2 separate regions of the Homo sapiens genome follow, and region 1 is linked to region 2. A link is a loop called in an ENCODE intact Hi-C map of the cell type or tissue named here. Cell type or tissue: A673. All regions are shown on one strand. Each heading gives the region's core, and the rest is flanking DNA. Links, peaks and the distances in the headings are about the cores only. Region 1 has its middle 210 kb from the start of INHBA. Region 2 has its middle 120 kb from the start of INHBA.

Evidence for each region. Peaks named below come from ENCODE experiments on the same cell type or tissue, not always from the same donor. Only the 100,000 strongest peaks of a DNase experiment are listed, where the experiment ranks them.
Region 1: it touches region 2 in a loop (2.6-fold over the local background); 4 of 110 quality-filtered maps call a loop at or near these places.

The regions. Positions count from the first base shown.
Region 1 is chr7:41,912,072-41,923,731 of GRCh38, forward strand. No RefSeq gene overlaps it. Among named protein-coding and RNA genes, the nearest start is that of INHBA, 210 kb to the left of the region's middle. In A673, for the core only: no CTCF peak of the experiment used is centred there; no DNase peak of the experiment used is centred there.
Region 2 is chr7:41,816,321-41,827,980 of GRCh38, forward strand. No RefSeq gene overlaps it. Among named protein-coding and RNA genes, the nearest start is that of INHBA, 120 kb to the left of the region's middle. In A673, for the core only: no CTCF peak of the experiment used is centred there; DNase peaks (open chromatin) are centred at 5,411, 5,691, 6,441 and 8,171; H3K4me3 peaks cover 341 bases; H3K27ac peaks cover 5,140 bases.

The DNA.
Region 1 (11,660 bases), core at 2,106-10,105, 97 kb after region 2:
CTTTGGAATGACTCTTTTTCTCTGCAAGTCTCTTTCCCATAAACTCAACCATTTTTATCCTGTTTCCCAAGGAGTATTAGTCTATATTTTTCCAAATTTGATTCAGTTGTTATGTTACTCTTGCATTTCTTCCCACGGACTAAGTATTACAAACTCTTGTAATACAAAAGTATCACAAGACTTGCCAGTAAAGTCTTTGAGAAGCCATATGCTAACTGCATTAGTCAGGAAGCTTTCAATTTCAAGTGACAGAAATCTAACTCCAACTCAATCAAGCCTAAAAAGGACTTCATTTGCTCACATCACAAAGAAGGGCAGGGGTATAGCTGGGGAAAAATGGAACAAGGATCTTGACACAGCCACTCTCTGTCCCCTTCTGCTTTGCTTCTCTGCTTGTGAATTTCATTCTCTCCTACTGCTAAAGGACTTTTCTCCATGAGAAGAACATATGTAAGCAGTTCAGTTGTTACAAACTTACAGGTTTGCCAGAAGAGAGAACAAAAGGTCTTTCACTCCCAAACAGTGTGAGGAATTCTGGTGACCGGTTTCAATTTGGTCTAATGTGAGTTGCATGCCCATCTTGGACATGTGGAGACAGGACACTGGGAAGGAAATCAAAGAAGATTAGCTAGAAACTCATAGACAGAGGAGAAGAGGAGGGTGCTATTTTCAGATAAAGAGCGGTGAAGGAGTGATGTGCATACAGAAATACTGTGGATATACTACACTGACTGTCCAGATTCATAGTTGTATATGATCTATAACAAACTAAACACCCGGGGAACTAGGGAAATATTTGCAAAACATACAACTGATGTGTCTAGTACCTAGAATATACAAAGAACTGTTACAATTGAAAAATTAAAAAGGCATAAAAATCAATTTAAAAATAGGTGAAAGATTCATATAGACATTTCCCCAAAGAAAATATATAAATGACCAATAAGCATGTGTAAAGAGGTGCAGCATCATTAGTCCCCGGGGAAATGCCAATCAAAACCACAATGAGATAGCAATTCATATCCATAAGGATGGCTATAATTAAAAACAAACCAAAACAGAAAATATTAAGTGTTGGGGAGGATGTGGAGAAATTTCAGAATCCTCATTAGTGAGAATGTAAAATGGTGCAGCTGCTATGCAAAACCGTTTGTCAGCTTTATAAAAAGCTAAACAGAGAGTTACCGAATGATCCAACAATTCCACTCCTAAGTATATACCCAAGAGAGATGAAACAACATACCCACACGAAAAAATTGTACACAAATGTTCATAGCAGCTTTATATTTCATAGTTAAAAAATAAAAAGGACTCATAAGCTGATGAGTAGATAAGCAAACGCGGTATATCATTATAATGGAATGTTACTTATCCATAAAAGGGATGAAGTTGTTACATGCTACAACAGGATGAATATTGAAAACATTATTCTAAGTGAAAGATGCCAGACATAAAAGACCACATATTGTCTGATTCTATGTATAGGAAATGTCCAGAATAGGCCAATCCACTTAGAAAGAAAATAGATGAGTAGTTGCCAGGGGCTGAAGAAAAAAGAAAATGGGGAGATTGTTCACGGGTAAGAGATTTTGGGAGTGGATGGTAACGATGTTCTAGAATTAAATAATAATGATGGTTGTTCAACCTGGTGAATGTACTAAAAGCTACTGAAGTATACATGTTAAAATGGTTATTTGGTATGGTATATGAATTATACATCAATAATAATGAATTAAACAATTTTTGGTCCATTCTGATCATCATTTAGTTGGGGTGTTTTTCCTTTTTTTTTTTGGCATGACATTTTTGCATCTGTCCTAGTTTCAAGTTCCTTACCAAATGATTTTGTGAAATGTATACACATTAATTGGCTCTTTTCCTACAAAGAATAAAAAAAAAAGCCTCTAAGAATGCTAGTTCTAAAATATGTGTGTGTGTGTGTGCATGTGTGTGTGTGTGTGTGTATGTATAGATATAGATATAGATATAGATATAGATATAGATATAGATATAGATATATGTACACATTCCTTCATGGGTTTTATTTAATTCATTCTGGAAAGTATTTTTGTCAACACTTCTCTTACAAGACTCCTTAATCAACCATGGCCATGAACTCTAAGGTATTTTTTCAAGCTATAATAATGACATTATTCCACCAAAAGGGCTTCCTTTGTAATCCTGTTAAAATATTTGCAAAAAAGAGAATTCCAAATACTTTGAATTATCCAGCATGCTACTAGTGGAGAGGCAGCTAGAAATGATAAATCCTAGCACTTCCTAAGAAATTCCTAACAGCAATTAAGCCTGTTTCGCAGTGTTACTGTACTGCTTAGAAAGGAAAGATACTCAGATACATGAGGGAGGGAGAGAAAGGAAGGCACAGAAAGCAAGAGAGAGAACAAAATTGTTGCAATTATCTTGGTATTAATTCTTTTTGACCAGAATGTCATCCATTTTGACTAGAAATCATCCATGCAGGAGTTGAGATTGTAGTGGAGTCCAAAGCTCACACTGCTCACCACACGACAGCCAACACATTGAAAGACAAGGTGTTGGAAGACGACTTTACTTCAGAGAGAGCCAGCAGAACAGCGTCCTAAATAACTATCTTAGAATGCATGAATCTCAAGCTTCTTTTTATACTGGGGAAGAGGGAAGAAGGAGGTGGCTGGTGACCACAGACATCTGAGCATCAGCAGAAGTCCAAGGAGGATGCAAAACTTCTTTGTCCTTGGTCAGGTCACAATGCTCCTATAAATCTTCAACATAACATTGTTACTTGTGCATATGTCCTCCTTATCTCCTCGAGGGTTACTTTGGGGCAGGCACTGTTATCATCTTTGCTTTAAAATTAAACTATAGGCTGGATGTGTTTGTTCAGGCTTGTAATCCCAGCAATTTGGGAGGCCGAGGCAGGAGGATGGCTTGAGCCCAGAATTTTGAGACTAGCCTAGGCAACAAAGAGAGACCCTGTCTCTACAGAAAAAGTTAAACAATTAGCCAGGCATGGTGGTGTGTGCCTGTAATCCCAGCTACTTGGGAGGCTGGGGTGGGAGGATCATTTGAATCTGGGAGTCATGTTTGTGCCACTACACTCCGGCCTGGGAGACAGAGTGAGACCCTGTCTCAAAAAAATAAATAAATAAATAAATAAATAAATAAAAATTAAAAATAAAGTTAAACTGGAAACTAAATTCCTCCCATAGTTAGCTTGGCCTACGTGCAAAAACGGGCAATGGCAGTTAGCTTGTGAGGTCACATGCAAGAAGGAGTCAGCTGTATTAGATTTCTCTCACTGTTACAAGATTAGCTCTACATATGTTTTAAAAGTTCAAACTACAATTTTCTTATTCATTTAGAAATAATTGAAAAATCAACATGTGAGTACTAAATTATCAAAATTACCATTGATAAAACCTAACCTAGCTCTCCCAGTGTGCGAAAGCAATGCTGAGCATTATTTATATATTCTTCCATATCTACTAGTGAAGTAAATAGTGAATAGAAATGCCACTGGTCTTGGACTCAGAAACTTAAGGTTGAAGTTCAAGTCCATCATGGCCTAACCATCTGTATGGTCTTTGAGTCACTGAATCTATTTGGGTCTCAATTTTCTTATCTATGAAGAATATTTTTCTGCAGTCTGTGCAGAGATAGCTCATGTCATTCAGGTCTCAGGTTAAAATGTCCTCTGCTCAGAGCTGCCTTTGATGGTCATGTCATCTAAACTAGCTGTCCATCCCACAGCCACCTATTTGAATTATCTGAATAGCACTTAGGACTCTTCAGTTACTTTTTCCTCATTTAATTGTTTATTATGTACTCTTTGTTTTATTGTCTGCTACCCCTGGCAAAATACAAGCTTCAGGGAGGGAAAAAACAAAAAACAACAAAAAAAAAACACCTGCCTACTGGTTCACCAGTGCATCACCAGTGCCTGGCACAAAAATAGGCATGCAATAAATAGTTGATGAATGAATAAGTGAATAAATATAAAAGGGGCTCAAACTGGTGCCCTGCCAGCTTTCAAAGGCTCTTGTGAGGACCACAAAGAGGAAGTAGATGCGACCATGGCTTAGAATGATGGAACACTCTGCAAATGGAAGATTTTATTACTCTGATTTTAATTTTCCTTCAAGGTTAACAACATGTTTCTACCCATAACTTCATGAATTATTTTCATAGCTAATAAATTCTCCACATGGAATGTAAGATGGCTCTCCAATTTTCTGAAGCAATTTCACTTAGAAAAAATAAAAAAAAAAACACAATGAAATTCACAAAGATAATTATGTCAGGGTCCATGTCCTAATTACAGTTTCTTAGCAAGAGTTAGTTCAAATTTCTTCGTTTCCGTAGCCAATGGAACCTCAGGACTTGAGTGCTTTCCCACAGCATTCCATAAGAGGTCACAAAAGAAAGAGGAGGCAGGGAAGAGCATGCCGGCTTGTGTGCATGTGGGTCTCACATTCTCCACCTCAACGTCTTCTCTGATGGCCTGTCTTACTCAACCTCTCAAGTGATGGCAAAGTAGGTGGCAAGTCACAGACCTCATGATGAAACTCTGGCCTCTATGTTCTTGTTCAAAGCTGACTGCACAAAGCCCTGCCTTTTTCTTAAGTCTTCATGATTTATAGGAGGCTGTAGAATAAATATCAGGCTGGAGCCTTGCTCAACATGTTGTCATTGCCTGAGTATGAATTCCTGAGCTATGGAATCACTTGCTTTTCCTACTGGGGGTTGGTGAGTTGGAACGCTTCAAGATGTCAGTGTGGAATCTTCTAAATCCACCCGGCTTCCTGAATATTATGAAAACATAGTGGTTAAGATTATTATCTTTGGAGTCAGCGAGACCTGGGTCACAAACAACTCCATCACCTATGATCTCTGCAACTTTGGCCAATTTCTCGCCTCTCTAAGTCTCAGTTTCTCCAACTTTAAATGGGGTGATACCATCAACTATCTTAGAAAACTGTTCGGATTAACTGGAAAAATGCATATGAAGCCCTTCACATAGTGCCTGGGATAACAGGCTTACTTATTGTTAATTATTGTATGACAAGTCCACAAATATAGAACTATATGTGCTAAAATTCAAGGTTGAGAGAAAAAGTAAACTCTTCTAAACTTCAGTCTCCAGTATCCAGAACCACACAGGCATGATTGCTGCATAACTGAAAGTTAGTTTATAAAAATCTTTTTGCTTTTGAATACTCTTCTCAAGTGTATGGGTTTAATGCTTTGGTGCATTAATAGTAATAGATACATAGTTTTAAATTCTGTAATATACCTAATAATTATATATATATATATTTTTTTTAATTTATAAAGTGGTAAGAGCCACTTTATAAAGTACATTGAAATCAAAGGGTCAGGTCTTTAGCTCTGTTTCTTTTCTTGAATAAGTCCTGAGCCCTTAGGAGCCTCAGTTTACTCTTTGTGATAAAATTAGATCATTGATCCCCAAAATGAATTCTCCAGAACATTAGTTCTGGGAGATGACAAATAGTGTTTAATAGTCAAATTCTATTTGGAAAAAGATAAGTAACAGCTGTCTTTACCATAGAATTTCCCAAATGCTTTGAGCTCCAATTTGGTCATATGTATTTCCCTATGGAAATGTAGTTTTCTGTATTTCCCAAATATAATTAATTAGAGAATTGTTTAATATCATCAGGCATCTTGTAGGACTAGAGTTCTAAGAAATATTTTATGAAATGTAGGGCTATATAAACACCCAAGGTCCCTTCCAAATCTAAACTATAAAGCTCTGATGCACTTCTCCCTTCTCCATGCTCAGACTGGACTTTGCCACAACAATGCTGCTGATCTCTTCCACAACATTTTACCAAAACCCAAGCTGCTGGACGTTTCCCCAAACATCCCACACTTTCCACTCAATTCTTCATAGAACAGATCCTTGTATTGCTGGGGTCAATTGGCACATCAGCCAATGCATGATGCCCGTCTTCAATCATCATGAAAATGCATTTGTGGAGAGATGAGACCATGGTCTGCATCGCAAGAGTAGAAGTGGTGGTCTCTGGGCTGCGGTGAGGAGCTCACCCTCCCCAAGTGTCTATCAGTCATGGTTTCCCAGGTAACACTGCACTTTACCTCTTTCTTGGAGGACTTTGGATGCTCTTAGAGAAGGAGGAATTGAACTATGTTGTTTAAAGACCATGGGATTTATAGCATTAAGAAAGCTGCCTGACCTTTTTGAGCAGCTGATTTATCATCCATAACATGGGAGTGTAATGGGATAGGACCTGCACAGAACCCACCACATGCAAAGAACATGCTAGGTTCCTTTCCTTCATTCCTTGCCTTACTTTTTTTTTTTAACGTCCTTTTATATCATGGAAACACATGTTCTTTCCTCACCGCAAAGCTGGAGAAGAGCGGCAAATGGACCACCTGAGTCCTATTTATACTCTGAGAGGACACAAAATTTAGTGAATTCCAAACAGTTTCACCATGGTACAGGGCATTATACTGCAAAATGATGATGCAGGGGAATTTCTTTCTCCTAAAATAAGTTAATTACAAAACTTGCTTTTGCTCAGAAAGCTAAAATCTTTATCAGGTTAGGCAAAGTATGAACTGAGGGTTGTGAATGAACTTTAGTTCCCATGAAAGGAACACGTGTGCTATTTATATGAGTCACAGATACGATGGGAGAAACTGACCAGAAACAGAAGGAAAGCCACTCTCCTATGACACACTCCAGTGGGTGGGAAACTCAGTAGGTTAGGATGAATGATGCCTATGACCAGAAACTGACGACACTCGCTCCAGAGGTGGTCTTCCTTCTGGTACACTCGATGACCATACCTTATGTTCTAGATTCCACACAGTCAACTTAGGTGGGTTGGGACACAATTCTCATGACCTGAAATCTCAGGTTATGAAAGAGGTGGCTGGGGTGGGTGGGGAGATGCTGTACACTCACACAAGTGTCAAGCTCATATTTCTACACTCTGTGTCCCAGGAAACAATCCTCCTGGGGGCCATGCTATCTTTTCTAGTAGATGGGAAGAAGTGGACCAAAAATAGTCCTTTAATCATTATATTAACTCAGAGGGGAAATGATTAGTATGTCCATTTTACACATGAGGAGTGCTGAAGTTGATAGAAGTTAAGTAACTTGCCCATGGTCATAATGCCAGTATGTGGGGATTTGAAATAACCTTATTTTGCGACATGCTCTCTCTACATCATGTTAATGACAAAATGATCCCCAAAGCAATCCTTGCAAAACTTATAAGTTAATTATAAATTTAGAACACAGAAATGAAAATGAAGAACCAGAGTTCTGGCCATAAATGAATTCTGTTAAGAGATTTCCAAAATTTAATCAGAGTCCCTCCAAATTCTATCTTGACACAAAATACGTGTTTTCACTAGATTCCAAAATCTTACCGAAGGTATTTATCTGCTTAAAATAAGTAAACCAAGCTAAAGAAGTATTCACTTAGCATATGCATTGAGAAAACACTGAAGGAATGATAGTAGAAAACTGAAGTGAGAACTTCTAATAAACTCCCCCAAGGGTATATATGCCCTCTTTCTAAAAGGACGTTACTTTTTATCGGAGCCCTGGCTTGGGAGTTAGGAAATGTAGATTATACCTTTAAAATATCATTCCAGTTCATCTCCACATCTCACTGCTTCCTTTGAATTAAATTTACTTCTTTCTTTTTTTTTTTCTTCTTTTTTTTTGAGATGGAGTCTCACTCTGTCGCCAGGCTGGAGCGCAGTGGCTCAATCTCAGCTCACTGCAACCTCCGCCTCTCAGGTTCAAGCAATTCTCCTGCCTCAGCTTCCCAAGTAACTGGGACTACAGGTATGCACCACCACACCAAGCTAATTTTTGTATTTTTAGTAGAGGTGGGGTTTCACCATGTTGGCCAGGATGGTCTCAATCTCTTGACCTCGTGATCCATTGGTCCACCTGCCTTGGCCTCCCAAAGTGCTGGGATCACAGGTGTGAGCCACCACGCCAGGCCCAAATTTACTTCTTACCCAGGTACATTCAGTAATTAGTCTATGAGTACTAAATTCTCATAGTCTTTTTCCAGAAATGCCTTTATTTTCTCTCACATTAAATCATAATATCACAGTATGTAGAATTCTAAAATGATAGCTATTTTCCCTTTGCATTAGAAAGTCTTCCTCCCATTAATTTGTTTGATTTTTCTGATGAGAAATTTTCTGTTTATCTAATTTTCCTTCCTGTCTAGATAATCTGTCTCTCTTTGATTGTCATTAGGATTTTTCTCTTTGGTAATCTCCAGTTCTATTACAATATATAAATGTGTGAATTTTTCTTTTTAACTTGTCTTGGTTTTCATTCTGGAAGCTGTGGTTATTTTAATCTCGGTATTTGTATATTCCTTCAATTCTGGGAAATTATCAATCATAATCCCTTCAAAGGTATCTCTCCCTTCAAAAATACCTTTCTATATGAGTTCCTTTGAGAATTCCCACCAGAAAAATGTTGCATCTGCTGTCTCCCATCTGTCTTAACATCTTTCTTCATCTCTTTGTGATGCTTTCTGGGTGAGTTCCCTGCTATGTCCTTCAATTATGAATTCTCTCAATAATCTTCATCCCTCTACCTCTCTACTGAGGGCTTCCTTTTAATGACTATACTTTTGATTTCTGGTTCCATAAACATACCTATGTATTTCTTAGTGTCCAGTTTTAAAATTATATTTATATTCCTTCCTTTATTTATTTAATGCTACTGGTAGACTTGTTAATAATCTTGTGTATAAACCATTTCCCTTTGCTTGGATTGGCAGGAGTGCAGCTGGGGTGCCTGTAGGGGTGCTGTGGGAGACGTGGCTGGTCATGATGGGTGCTACGGGTCAAAGTCAGTTCTTGTAAGCAGGGAACTATTAAGAGTTTTTAGTAACAGACTGGTATGACCAGATCTGCACTTAGGATACAGTTCTCTGACAATAGTAGGTACGATGATTCTGAGTAGGCAGAGATCAGATTTCCGGAGACTCTTGTAATGTTCCAGAAAAGATCTATCTTTGACTGTATCAGTGAGGCTAGCATGGGTGGAAAGAATGGCAAAGACATTGTGGATGTCCCTCAGTTTGACCTTCCTCAGATAAAAAGAAGCGTTCAGCATCCTGATTTTAACAGGATATATTTGACATGTCTCCTAAGTCACTCGGGTTTTATATGAAATTGCTCCAGTTGTTAATAAACAGGAAGTTCTTTATTCTGGAATTTGGTCACCTCTCTTTGCTTTCACTCCAGTTCAACCTGGTGACCAGATACAATTTGAGGTGAAACTTAATCAAGTCCTCATTTTGCTTAAAAAAAAAAAAGTATCTTTTTCTGCCCTGTGGCCAATGGAGCTTCCGATCTCAGCAGCCACTGGAGAGAATTTACAGTATGTCAATCCTAAAACATTTTCCAGATGCACTTCCCCATCCAGCACCCTAGCTATGTCCGATCCATTCTGACTCAGAGCAGGCAGCCTTAGGGTTAGGCAGATGTGCTGGTGCTGTCTGGCCACTTGAGCAGGAGGCAAATTAGATATGCACAGACTTCATGGCAGGGAGTATTGGCCAAGATTAGGCCTAACATGAACTCTTGTGGGTTTGAAGATTCCTGTGCAAGAACAGTCCTTTTTGAGAATTGGGATAATTTGTTTTTGGCAAAACACTGTTTCTTTTTTTGAGGGTGAGAAGAAAAGGAGTGTGGGAAAAGCTTTGGAAATCTTGCAAGACCTCTTGGACATGGACTATGTGTTACAAAACACATTTTGATGAGTTAAGTGTTAACCAATCAAAAACAGACAGATTGTCTTTCCCATGTTGGCTTCAAAATGCGGCAGGGGAAGTGCCATTGCTGAATATGGTTGAGAATTGCTGAACCCAGTCATTTACAAAAGAATGTCAGAGTCCATATCATAAGAGGACAGGGTTGAGTTTGCTTGTTCCTTTTCACAGAATATGACTGCAACCTTCTGGGAGAAAAAAAAATGAACAATACCAAATCAAAAGCAGCTCCAACTGTCAGCGGAGGGCAGTCCAAAATAAAAATTTCAAAGGAGAGAGAGATTAGTTTTAAGCCATAATGAACTCTCTTTGTCATTGAAAGCTCATCCAAAAAAAAAAAATAGTTCATGACAACTTTTGACAGGCAATGATCTGGATGCTTGATATACACAGACAGTTACTTCTTGCTCTCACCCAGCTCCTAAAGTCTCCCTAGGCAAATAGACTTACAGGCAGATAATTACAATATATTGGGATTCTATAGAATTTAATGTAGCAAGGAGGGAAATGCTGACTTTGGTGAGATTGGGAAAGATCTTGCGGAATTGTTGTTTTTAAAGAAGGTCTCTAAAGATGTTCAGGCATCCCAGAATAAGTAAATAGCATATGCAAAGATTTGGATTCATGAAGGAATTTTGTGACCATACACCAAGAAAGGGAAAGTGTGTACACGTTGCAGAAGGTGTGGCCAGAGCCCTTAGGACAGATTGGAAGGGTTCCTGCATGGCATGCTGAGATACTTGAGCCCTAATGCAATGCAATATTTGTTTAAATAAGGGATTTTACTTTTCAGCTTAGGACTTTATTCAACAGAGATGTGCACTTTTTTTGTGTGAAAAATACCACTGTCTTAGGATGCTGACCCCATATCTATAAAGGAACAAGAGCACTACCTTCTGCATATAGCACAATTAAAACTAAAATATATCACAGAAAGACACAAGATTTCTTACAAAAGACAGTTCAGCTCAGAGACATGGAGGATAATTTAAATACTGAACATGTCTGAAAGGAGTTCCATAAAAATGAATGGAAGAAATAGGGGAAAAAAGCAGCAGTATAGAAGGGAATTTTACAGAAATGAGGATTAAAAAGTCTATAGATTGAAAATGGATTCCAAGCACTAAGAAGGATGAATAAACATGAATTCACACCCAGAAATATCAATATCAGTATAGCATATTAAACAAAATAAAACAAGATTAAGAGAAGCTCTTAAAAGCTTTGAGGCAGATGAAAGAAATTACCTAGGCAAGAATGGAAAATAGCAGCCTTCTCAGAGATATCTTCAGAGTAAAGGGAAAACAACCATCAAGCTCGGAGTTTATATCCAGCCAAATAAACTGTTACTAAAGAGTAGGGAAAAATAACAACATTTTCAAACTTGTAAAGTTTTTGAAAGTTTACCATCCTCACAGTTCCCAAAAAAGCTACCAAGAAATGAGTTTCTGAAAGAAAAGAAGCAAAAATAGAGGTGTTGGAATAAAATTTAACCAATAATATTGATAACATGTCTTCTTAAATGTTTTTATTTTTAAACTTTTTGTTTATTATTTGTTTTTGCTATTTTATTTTGCTGTTCATATTAACTTATTATGATTAGGATATTTTAATTGAAAAAATACTAATTTTTAAAGGACAAAATTAAACTCCAGACAACAATAACAAGAGTGGGAAATAGAATGTCAAGTTATGTAAAAATTTGTGTGTGTGTGTGTGTGTGTGTGTGTGTGTGAGACAGAGTCTTACTCTGTTGCCCAGGCTGGAGTGCAGTGGAGCAATCTTGGCTCACTGCAACCTGTGCCTCCCAGGTTGAAGCAATTCTTGTCCCTCAGCCTCCTGAGTAGCTGGGAC
Region 2 (11,660 bases), core at 1,249-9,248:
GTGGCCCCTGCTCCTCACAGAGAAAGCTGCTGGAAGCTAATAATGGAAGGTCATGTTAAATGCTGGTGTTCTCCTCGGGGTTGCGGGGGGGTGGCGGTGGCAGAGAGGGTTTGCTCAGTCTGTGACATGATGCCTCAAACTCAGCAACAAGTCCTTCCTATCTGGGTCTCAGCAACCCCACTACTCAGAACCTTGACCCATGTTTCAATATCCACATCTTCCCACTACAAAAGTCAGAGCCCACGTCCTCTCCATAGAAATAACTAGTTCAGGGCTATAAAAGTATTTCATGTTGAGGCAGATAAAGACCTTTACAAACCCTAAACCCTGAGAAGATTAGGGTATATTCTCCACTATATATAATTCAAATATAAACAAGCATAAGGGAGTACATTCAAGTTCTGATCTTTTTCTATGGCTGCTTCAGTGTGCTTTTAAAATGTCAAAACCTGTTAATAAGCAAGTTTAGTTTTTTGGTTTTTTTGCATTTATTGTCACTGTTGATACATTTGGCTTTATTTCTATCATCTTACTTTGTGTTTTCCTTTTATCATGATTTTTTCTTTTTTTTTTTTTTTTCTATTTTTGTGATTTCCATTGGAATAATCAAGTTTACTTTATTCTCCTTTGACCACCTGTGGGTTTGGAATTTGTTCATTCCATTTTTAGTCTTCTAGTGGTTACTGTTTGCAGTGACTTCTGACACCAAATCCCCAGAGTTGGGCCGTACTTCTCAGGTTCAGGGCACAGTCCTTTGCAAGACTTGCCTCCCTTTAGACACCAGTCACAAGTTTGGGTTTCCCAGGCCATCTACACTTCCAACCAATTTGCTGCAATTTGGAGCATTCTTTTACTGATTCAAATTCTGTAATCTACTAGAATGACCCACAAAACACAAGAAAGCACTATACTTCCGAGTTTTATTATAAAAAACAAAAGGGAATACACATCCAGATCAACCAAAAGAAAAGAACAGGGTGAGGTCTGAGAGAGTCCCAAATGTGAAGCTTCTGTGTCCTCAGGGAAACATCATCCTCCCAGCACATTCATGTGTGACAATAGGCAGAACACTGCCAACCAGGGAAGCTCAACTGAGCTCTGGTGTCCATGGTTTTCAGTGGAGCATCACTACATAGGCAGGATTGATTGTCATTGGCTGTGTGATTAAGCTTGAGCTCCAGCTTCCGTTTCTTCTCTGGAGGCTGGACTGATACCACATAGCTCAAAGCCCTAATGCTCTAACTTGGCTGGTCCTTCTGTTGTGGCCAGCCCCCATCCTGAGTCATCTCATCAACCTCAACTATGTTGGGGCACACCATGAGTCACCTCCTGAGCATAAACTCAGGTATGATCTGAGAGGTGCACCCTAAATATCGAAGACTCTTCTATCACTGGGGAAATTCTGAGGGTTTAGAGGCTCCCTTGCAGGAACCAGGGAAAAATTCTGTATTATATACCATTTTTTTTTTTTTTTTTTTTTACTGAAAATGAGTTTAATTTCATTTGGCTTTGTTTACAAGTTCCACCTTATTCCATGTATATACTATCATAAAAAATATTTAGGTTAGAATATTTTCTTTCTTTTTTTTTTTTTTTTTTTGAGACAGAGTCTCACTTTGTCACCCAGGCTGGAGTGCAATGGTGTGATCTCAGCTCACTGCAGCCTCTGCCTCCTGGGTTCAAGCAGTTCTCCTGCCTCAGCCTTCTGAGTAGCTAGGATTACAGGTGCCCGCAACTACACCCAGCTAATTTTTTTGTATTTTTAGTAGAGACAGAGTTTCACCATGATGGCCAGGCTTGTCTGGAACTGCTGACCTCATGATCTGCCTGCTTCAGCCTCCCAAAGTGCTGGGATTACAGGAGCGAGCCACTGCACCCAGCCTAGGTTGTAATTTTTCTTTGGTATAGTGTTTGTTTCCCTTTGTTCCCCCTAAAATAGAACTGCATCATATACATTACTCGGCACCTATTTTAGACACTCAGAATTTTAAATTTTTAATAAACTTCTCAAGTATGGAAAAACAAACAGCTTTTGTTCTATTGTAGCATCTCTTTATTTAAACAGCTTCACTGAGGTATAATTGACATATAATAAACTGGATATATTTAACTGCACATTTTTTAAGCTTTGACATGTATGTCTCTGTGAAATCATCACCATAGTCAAAATAATCAGTTCTAAAACTTTCATTTCTTCTTTTATTTATTTTTAGTTGACATATAATAATAGTACATATTTATTGGAGACAGTGATATTTCAAACAAGTATACAATATGTAATGATCAAATCATGGTGATTAGCATATCCATCACCTCAAATATTTAACATTTCTTTGTATCATGAACATTCAAAATCTTCTCTTGTAGCTTTTCAAAAATATACAATAAATCATTGTTAACCCTCTTTCTCCTACAATGATACAGAACACTAGAACTTATTCCTCTATCTAGCTGGAATTTTGTATTGTTAAACAACTTCTCCCTATTCTCTTCTCCCTTACCTCTTCCAGACCCCTAGTAACCACAATTCTACTCTCTACTTCTATGAGCTCAATTTTTCTTAGTTCCCACATGTGGATGAGAATATGCAGTACTTGTCTTTCTTTGCCTGACTTATTTCACTTAACATAATGTCCTCCAGGCTCATTCATGTTGTTGTGAATAACAGGATTTTAATGTACCTCATTACTGAACGGTATTCCATTGTATATATGTACCACATTTTCTTTATCCATTCATTTGTTGACAGGCATTTAGGTTGACTCCATATGTTGGCTATTCTGAATAGTGCTGCAATAAACATGGGGATGCAGGTATCTCTCTGACATACTGATTTTATTTCCTTTGGATAAATGCCCAGTAGGTTTACTCCATATCTTGGCTATTCTGAATAGTGCTGCAATAAACATGGGGATGCAGCTATCTCTTTGATATACTGATTTTCTTTCCTGTGGATAAATGCTGTATTGTATGGTAGTTCTGATTTTAGTTTTGTGAGAAACCTCCAAACTGTTTTCCATAATTGCAGTACTGGTTTACATTTCCATCAATACTCTATAAGAGTCCCTTTTCTCCAGATCCTCACCAGCATTCGTTATTTATTTATTTGCCTTTTTGATAATAGCCGTTCTAACCAGAGTGAGATGATTTCTCATTGTGGTTTTCATTTACATTTCCCTGATGATTAGTGATGTTCAGCATTTTTTCATCTACTTGGCCATTTGTATGTTTTCTCTTAACAGATGTCTACCCAGATCCTATGTCCATTTTAAAATCAAATTATTTGTTTTTTTGCTGTTGAGTTATTTGAATTTCTTGTATATTCCGGATATTAGTCACTTGTCAGATGAAGTTTGTAAATATTTTCTCCCATTCTATAGGTTGTCTCTTTGTTCTTTTGATTGTTTCCTTTGCTGTGCAGAAGGATTTTAGTTTGATGTATTTCCACTTGTCTATTTTTGGTTTGGTTTCTTTGTACTGCATTTTAGATTATTTTGATATATCTGTTTTCCAGATAACTAATTCTTTCTTCAAAAGTGTCTAATCTGGAGTTTAAAATCAACCACTAGATTTTTCTTTTCAACAACCAGAATTTTCTTTCCTGGAATGTCTGTTTAGTTTTTTTTTTTTTAAATTAGCCTGTTCTTATTTGATTCTTTCTTAATATTGCCATGTTCTTTCATTATAGTTTCTTTTTTATGTCTTTAATTTAAAATTATTTTCTATTCTCTTCAATTTTTTTATTATCAGCTTAGAATGTTAATTCTCCCATTTGCTTTATGTGTCATGTCTCCCTAATGATAGTGTTTTCCTTTACGGTTTATGATATTTTATTAGAGCCTGACTTTTGTGGAGATTGTATGTGAGAATTCCATTTGTCTTTGGTAATGTCTGTATAAAAGGACTGATTTAGTTAGGCCTCAAGAATTTCATCAGTTTATTTATTAATTTCTCACATAAATTCCCCACCATGGGAAGAATAAATATAGACTCCTATCCTCAGCACATATTTAGAGTCAGTCTCTATTTCTTAAAAATGACAACTCTTGTTGTTTTTCAAGTCTTGTGGGTGGAGTGTTTTTTACCCCCTGTCACAGATGTGTCAGGTCTTGAGGCTCAGTGCAGAGAAGCTAAATTCCAGCTTCTGACCTTTGGGTGGAGGCTTGGCTTCTGTCCTTGACCGGTCTCTTCTGTCTGAGACCCAAGGGCCTGGATGCTGCTTCAGCACCAACTCAGGCTGCCCAAAGGTTTGCTTTGCCTCTTTCTCTGTCATATAGAAATTTATCTTCCACCTTTCAACCAGGAAACATGTTAACTCTTTAGAGTGGAATATACTTTATTCCTCATCTCTGTTTATGTAGGGGGAAGGGCCTTTTTGCCAGTAGTCTTCAAAAGCCCTGTGTGTGTCCCTGCCTTGATAACAACTAAAAACACATGTAGGTGGGCCTGCTGGGTCTGTTTTTCTAAATTTCTTAAATTGTTTTGGCACAGCAAAAATCAGCACATCTCAACTAAACTTAAAGTCTACATCTCTTGGAAGTATGTCTGCTAACAACTAGTTTCTATCTAAATGGGATGTATTATAGTTTCCTAAAATCTCCTCAAAATATATGTAAAAGTAATTTGACAAAGACAAGTGAAAGGCAACAGACTATATGTGTGTGTTTGTACCATTGATTCTCATTTTTAATGAATTCCATATTTTCAAATCCATCTACTCTGTGAAATGTATTTCTAACTCCCAAGTCAATACTCTGTGCATTCATGGTCATTTACAGATGTGGACAGAGTGGCAAAAATTCAAATAGCCGGATGGGCATGATTTCTGAGATTGGACAAGGCAATGCTTTACCTTCTTATTTCAGTTCTTATATTTTAAACACGTGTCCTTTTGGCTATCAATTTCATGACACATTTTTTGCATTTTTGTGCTTTTTCCTCATGATTTCACTGTTTAAAATGTCCCCCAAGCATAGGACTAAAGTGCTGTTTGGTGATCCTAAACACAACAAAGCTGTGAAGTACCTTCTGGAGAAAATACAGGTGTTAAATAAGCTTCATTTGGGAATGAGTCACAGTGCTATAGGTCATGAGTTCAATGCTAATGCATCAACAGTATATGTTAGATGAGATGCCATTAAACAGAAATATACTTAAAATAAAGTTATGGATTGATCTGTTGGTGAAAATGTTGTGACCTGAGGTTCACAATCCCTAACTCTGTATTTCTCCCAGGAGCAATGGCTCAATATTTGCTAATTCAGTGTTTGCAGTGACTTTATAGAACATAACCACTGCAGATGATGGTATTTGCCTGTACATTCATAGAAAATGAGAGAAGGAAGAGGAAAGAGAATGGTTGCATGATTATAGGTGTCCACATTTTTTTCTTCGAATTTTTATTGTTTTCAATTCCCTCAGGAAAAGGGGGAGAAAGGATGGAAGGAAGGAGAAAGAAGGAAGGCAGGAAGGCAGGAAGGCAGGAAGGCAGGCAGGCAGGAAGGAAGGAAAGGAAGGAAGGAAGGAAGGAAGGAAGGAAGGAAGGAAGGAAGGAAGGAAGGAAAGGAAGGGAAAGTTAAATCACCAAAAAATATACTTTGATGATTCTACTTAGAAGGGAATTTCAGGCCTCACACCCCTTCCAGCTGAGAAGTTTTCCTTTACACTAATCTCAATTCTGTCTCTTCCATTGTCATAGATCTCCTTTAGGGGTCACAAAGAGCAAGGTCTTTCAGCCCAGCATGAAAAATCCTTTGAATTACCTCCTCTGTAACTCACTCCTGGAGTTACAGGGTGATTACACTGTTTCTTAGATTATCATAAACTTTATAAAACATATTCTGAAAGATGCATTTGTGAGCTCTATTAGTTTGTGAAACGTTCCCTCTCTCGTTTCAGCTGTTATTTTTCAGAGGGAAATTTCATTAATATTACTTATTTTCAAACTAAGTAACAGTTTGTACTGGGACCACAATTAAGGTTCTTGGTTGATAATCATTCATGGTTAAGCATCCAGGGCTAGCAAGGAAAGAGAGATAAAGAAAATGAGAAACAGTGAGAGACATAGAGAGAGCTAAAGGGGGAAGAGAGAGAGAGAGGGAGGAGGAGAGGGAGGAAGGCACCACCCCAGAGCTCACATTTAGCCAGACCTCAGGACCTGCAAGGCTGTGAATAGTGTTCTATATTTAGCCTACCAGATATTTCGAGTAGTTCTGAAATTGGAAAGCAATGTTTTTCCATGAATTCCCTATAATAATATTTCCTAAGTCAACTCTAATCAAAATATTCCCTTTTCATTCTGTTTTTCCAAGTCTAGAGTGAGCCACTGATGCCCTCCCTTAGAAGGCTGGAAAAGACTGCAGAGCAGGGCAGTCCTAGTCTAGTCAAACCCAAACTTCCCTGGCCTCAATCCATGTTGCATGTGGGCACTGGGGACAAAGTCCCTCTGATGAGAGCAATGGTGAGCCATAGGATTGCTTTCCCACAAAAAGCAATGGGCTCCCAGGACTTCAATCCCATACTACCAATATATTTCCCTGGGGCTTCCATCCTCCCAGAGGGAACCCATGACATCACCATCAATGAAAGCCTTCACCCCATGTCACAACTGTACGTATATCTATAGGCACCACCTGAAAATCCCTCCCCCAGTCTATTCCAGGACCACAAACACATAAGCTGCTTCTCAGACACAGCTTTTTTATTTCAGAAACCAAAGGCTTATATTGAGAGTATCCTCACCAGCAGTCTTAGAATTGCAAGAATGCACATGAGTGCTTTTGGGCTGGACGTCTCCTCTGTTCTGGGAAAAGTTGCCTCTAGTAACTACCTGTCCTCACACCAGCCAGCCCTACCTGTCCCCACACCCCATACACTTGAATACAAGGGGAAGGAGTGTATGTTCTTCATCTTGCTTATGGAAACTGAGGGAGGGTAGCAAAGATACATTGGTGAAGCCAATTGCAGAGGTGATATCATGGTAAAATAACAGGGTAATAGCTTCTTCCAGGCAGTATACCATCAACCCAACGGCAAGAGCACCTTGAGTCAGAAAGGATGAAACTAAAATATGATCAGGAAGCTTTCTGTGTGTGTTGCAAATGACAGGCTGGAGGAGAGCAGACTCCAAGAACTAGAAACTTAGGAGCAAATACAAGGAATCAGACATTTGTAAATATCTGACACAAAAGAGAAAATTGTAGGAAGTAGAAGACCAATGATTTCAGTGGTGTGGAAAAAGCCAGTGGCTGCTGTCTTTAAATGTTGCGATGATTCAGATTTAAATCAGATCATATCATGCTCCTACCTAAACTCTGTAAGGTTTTCACTTGGAAGAGAATCTAAGCATCTTACCAATCTCATCTCACTCATGAGACTCCAGCCATACTGGCTCCATTCTGTTCCCAGAATATTTCCAGCTCTGCCTTTTCAGAGCCTTTCTGCCATGGTTCTCTCCTTCTAGGATGCTTTCCCCTCAGCTCTCTGCATGGCTGACTCCTTCTCGTGCTTTAACTGTGGCAACCTGTGCCACCCTAGGACACTGTGACATGGGCCTTCCTTACTCCAGTCACCACCACTTCTTACCCACTTACCCTCTCACATAACTGTTTACTTCCTCACTGGCACTTCTTGCAACTGAATATTGTTTTATTTATGTAATTCTTAAGTCAGAATGATTTATTACTGTATTTCCACTGCCTGATAAATAGTAGAAAATCAACAAATTTTTTTGAATGAATAAATGATGAATGGGGAATGAAAACAATGAATTAATTTACACATCTAGGCTGGTGTAGAAAGTAGGAGTAAGTTGAATTTCTGAAATAGAATCAAAGACTATAAGGTATTATTTAAGCACAAAGCAGTTTGAAATATTTAAGAAAAAACATTACGTGATACCCTAGAAAACAAGACCATTGTGGTACTTTTCATTTTGACTTCTATTTATTTTTACTTTAAAATATTTCTCTAGAAAGTCATGAAATTACCATTTACTTAATTATGAATCAGATGCATGACCACCTAGAGTTGAATTTTTTTTTCTATGAACATTACATGTAGATATTGACTTAAGTAATATTTTCAGCAGCAAATGTCTGATGATCTCGCAGGAAGGCCTCTCTGAGCAACGAAGTCATTATGAATATGAATCATGCATCATAACCACTCTCCTGGGGCACATCATAGTGCATGGATCAAGGCTCCATGTGGCTCTGTGGTGCTGGTTGCTGGCCTCCTCCTAATTTGAATGAAGCTGGTGTCTCAGCAACAGTAGGAAAGTGAAAATTAGAGTCTGTGTGGTAGAGTAAAATTTCTCCTTGCCAGTTAAAGCTCACAAAACCTTGCACATTTGTTTCTTTTGACCATTATCTTTTAAAGAACAGTCTTCAGAAAAATTATGGTGTGTTTTTGTTTGTTTGTCTTTTGAGACAGAGTCTTGCTCATTGTCCAGATTGGAGTGCAGTGGTGTGATATCAGCTCACTGCAACCTCCACCTCCCAAGTTCAAGTGATTCTCCTGCCTCAGCCTGAGTAGCTGAGATTACAGGCATACGGCACCACATCCGGCTAATTTTTGTATTTTTATTAGAGAAGAGGTTTCATCTTGTTGGCCAGGTTGGTCTCGAACTCCTGGCCTCAAGTGATCTGCCCACCTTGACCTTACAAAGTGCTGGAATTACAGGCATGAGCCACCACGCCTGGCCTAGAAAAAGTATTTTTTTTAAAGTCAATTTTGACTTCTATTTATTTGTATTTTAAGTCAAAAGGCTAAGACATTTTGGCCTCTATGACAAGCTTCTGAAAGTATTTCCTTGACTTTAATTAATTAATTTCAAAATAAAGGCATATCTAGCCAGTTCACACAGGTTATAAAACAGACATTGATATTAAAAATATAATACCTTTATTATAATACAATATATAAAATCAACTTTTTAAAAAAGACAGACATTGATATCTACGGAGAGAAAAAGGTGCCAGTTAGCATGGGCCATCCCGATGATGCTGACACTACACATTTGCCTTATCTGGAGCCTAAATGCTGACATTTGTATAAATAATCACAAATATGTATCTTCCAGGTGAGGAAAATCTGTTTGAAACAAAGTATATGCATCAGGGCAAAGGAATATGGATGTGTATATAGAAATGGGAACATTTATTTCTGTAGACCAATAGGACTAGCATAACTCAATGAACAAAGAATTTGCCAATGTCACTAACTTTATTCCAGATCCCTGCAGTAGTTACAGTAAAGTGGGTGGGTTAATCCTTGACGTGTACTAACAGAATATTTAAATTATTTATAATTTTTATCCAACAGCACTCAGATATCTTATAAACCCAATTAAATAAATATGAAGCTGGTTATATGGAAACTGAGGGAGGGTAGCAAAGAAATATGATGAAGCCAATTGCAGAGGTGATATCATGAAAAAATGTTTACATATAGTTTATATATATAAATTTATAAATATATATACATATATTCCTAAACCTGTCTTTTGGAACTTTCTTATAACATAGGAACTTCCCCTTAAAAGATACAAACTATGTTTTTAACTCCTTAAAATCATGCTGGTCAAAGCAAACCATTTGGAATTTAAATTTCCACCAAATACAACAAAAGAAAGCTGATGAATTTAATCTAATTTATTTAGATTAAAGGAGCAAAGAAGAAATGATGGTTTTTGCAGCTTCCTCAGGAGCTTGTTTCCACAAAACATCCTTAAGACACTTTCCCACCACGTTAGCCATCATTATTATTAGGCACTTGGCCAAGATGTATTTAGTTTGGCAGCCTGCCAAGTAAAGTTCATCAGGTCGTGGTGGTACCAAATTTGACAGAAAGCACAGCAAAGGAAAGGGTATTTTCAAATTACTATTTTCATATCAAAAATAGAAGACCAAAAGTCTCTCTTGTGAAATGAAAAACTTTACTATCATTCTTTGCATTCCTCTGTGATGGCAAATCCAGGCATCCTGACTTCGCTTACACCTCCCAAACACCAGGGAAGAAATCTTTCTTGTGGTCACAAAAAGGATCCCTGACCTGGAGGACAAGAGTTACTGCAAAATCACAGTGGCTTGTCCTGTAGAGCTCGATGGCATCTCTATTCACTGTGTTCCCTCTCCACCCAGGGCCTCTGCTTGGTTTTGAGTTGAGGGATACACCTGCAACTCCTTCTCTGCACTTGGATTAAACTGACAGCACTATCTCTTCTGCATAATGCTACCTTCTAGGCAACAGAAAGATGAAAAGTGTTGCCTTCTTTCAAAAAGGATGAAGCCAACGAGACTACCCCTGCCTCTTCTCAAGCTCCCTTGTAGATAAGCCTTTGTCAGCAGGTGGCTCACTGCCATTCCTTCTGAGAGTCCCAGCAAAGGGGAAAGAGAGTCCCTGAGGTGTACAATATCCATGGGAAGTGGCCAGAGAATAGACACCTGCTTGACCATGGGTTCCTGAGATGAGTAACAATCATGGGAATCTCACCACGTAAACATTGCCCAGCACCTAAGATGTGTTGCATAAATAATTTATGTACTGAAACTGTTTAACTGGTAAAAATGAACTATTAAGTTGCTACAGCCCTGACATGGATATCTGCTGCAGTCAATTGCAGTATTGTTCATAATCATTCACTTCCACTTTCCTGGTAAGAGGATCACATATCACCACCACCAGTTCTTCTGGGCCTGCAGAGTAACATGCTTGTGTGAGCAGCTATAACATACCCCATCACAAGTTTCCATCAGCTCTTTTGGCCTTTTCCCTCTAACATAAGAAGGATATACCCCAAATAGGGGCTGAATCTTTAGCATTGCTTCTAGAAAGAAAAGATGTGTGGAGGAAAGCCACAACAGCCCACTGAGAGCAGCCAACATGTAATGTGAGCAAGAAATCAATACTGTTGTTCCTCGGTATCTGTGGGGGATTGTTCCAGGGACCCCCAACAAATACCAAAATCTATGGATGTTCAAGTCCATATATACATAAAATAATTTAAAGTATACAGCCATACATTGGTTATACACACATACTACACTAAGAAATGTATCAATATCAAGAAATGCCCCCAATGGGTTATGTTGGTGCCAAATGTGCTCATATCTACCATATGGTGTAGTATTTGTATATAACCTATGTACAGCTGTATACTTCAAATCATTTCTAGATTACTTATAATACCTAATGCAATGTAAATACTATGTAAATAAATAGTTGTTATACTGTATTATTTAGGGAATAATGACAAGAAAAATGTCTGTACGTGTTCAGTACAGACAAAACCATCCATTTTCGTTCCCTGAATATTTTCAACCTGTGGCTGGTTGAATCTGTGGATTCAGAACCCATGGAAACGGTGGTCTGACTGTATTTGATTTTATCAGCCATTGAGACTCAGGTTGTTTGTTACTGCAGCAAAGCTAACCTGTATACCTGCTACATCTATACTATCATTTAGGAGAGCATCCAGGAAGTTGACAAAATATTTATGCTAAATAAATATGACACTCTTAGGACCACAAAATTAGAAAGGTTCAAAGGTACCTGTTAATACTCCAGGCTCTCAAGTCAGATCTGGGTTGAAAGCTAACTGCTGTTTACTATTTCTGTGAACTTCAGTAAATGATTTCTGATTTATCATCTGTACAATG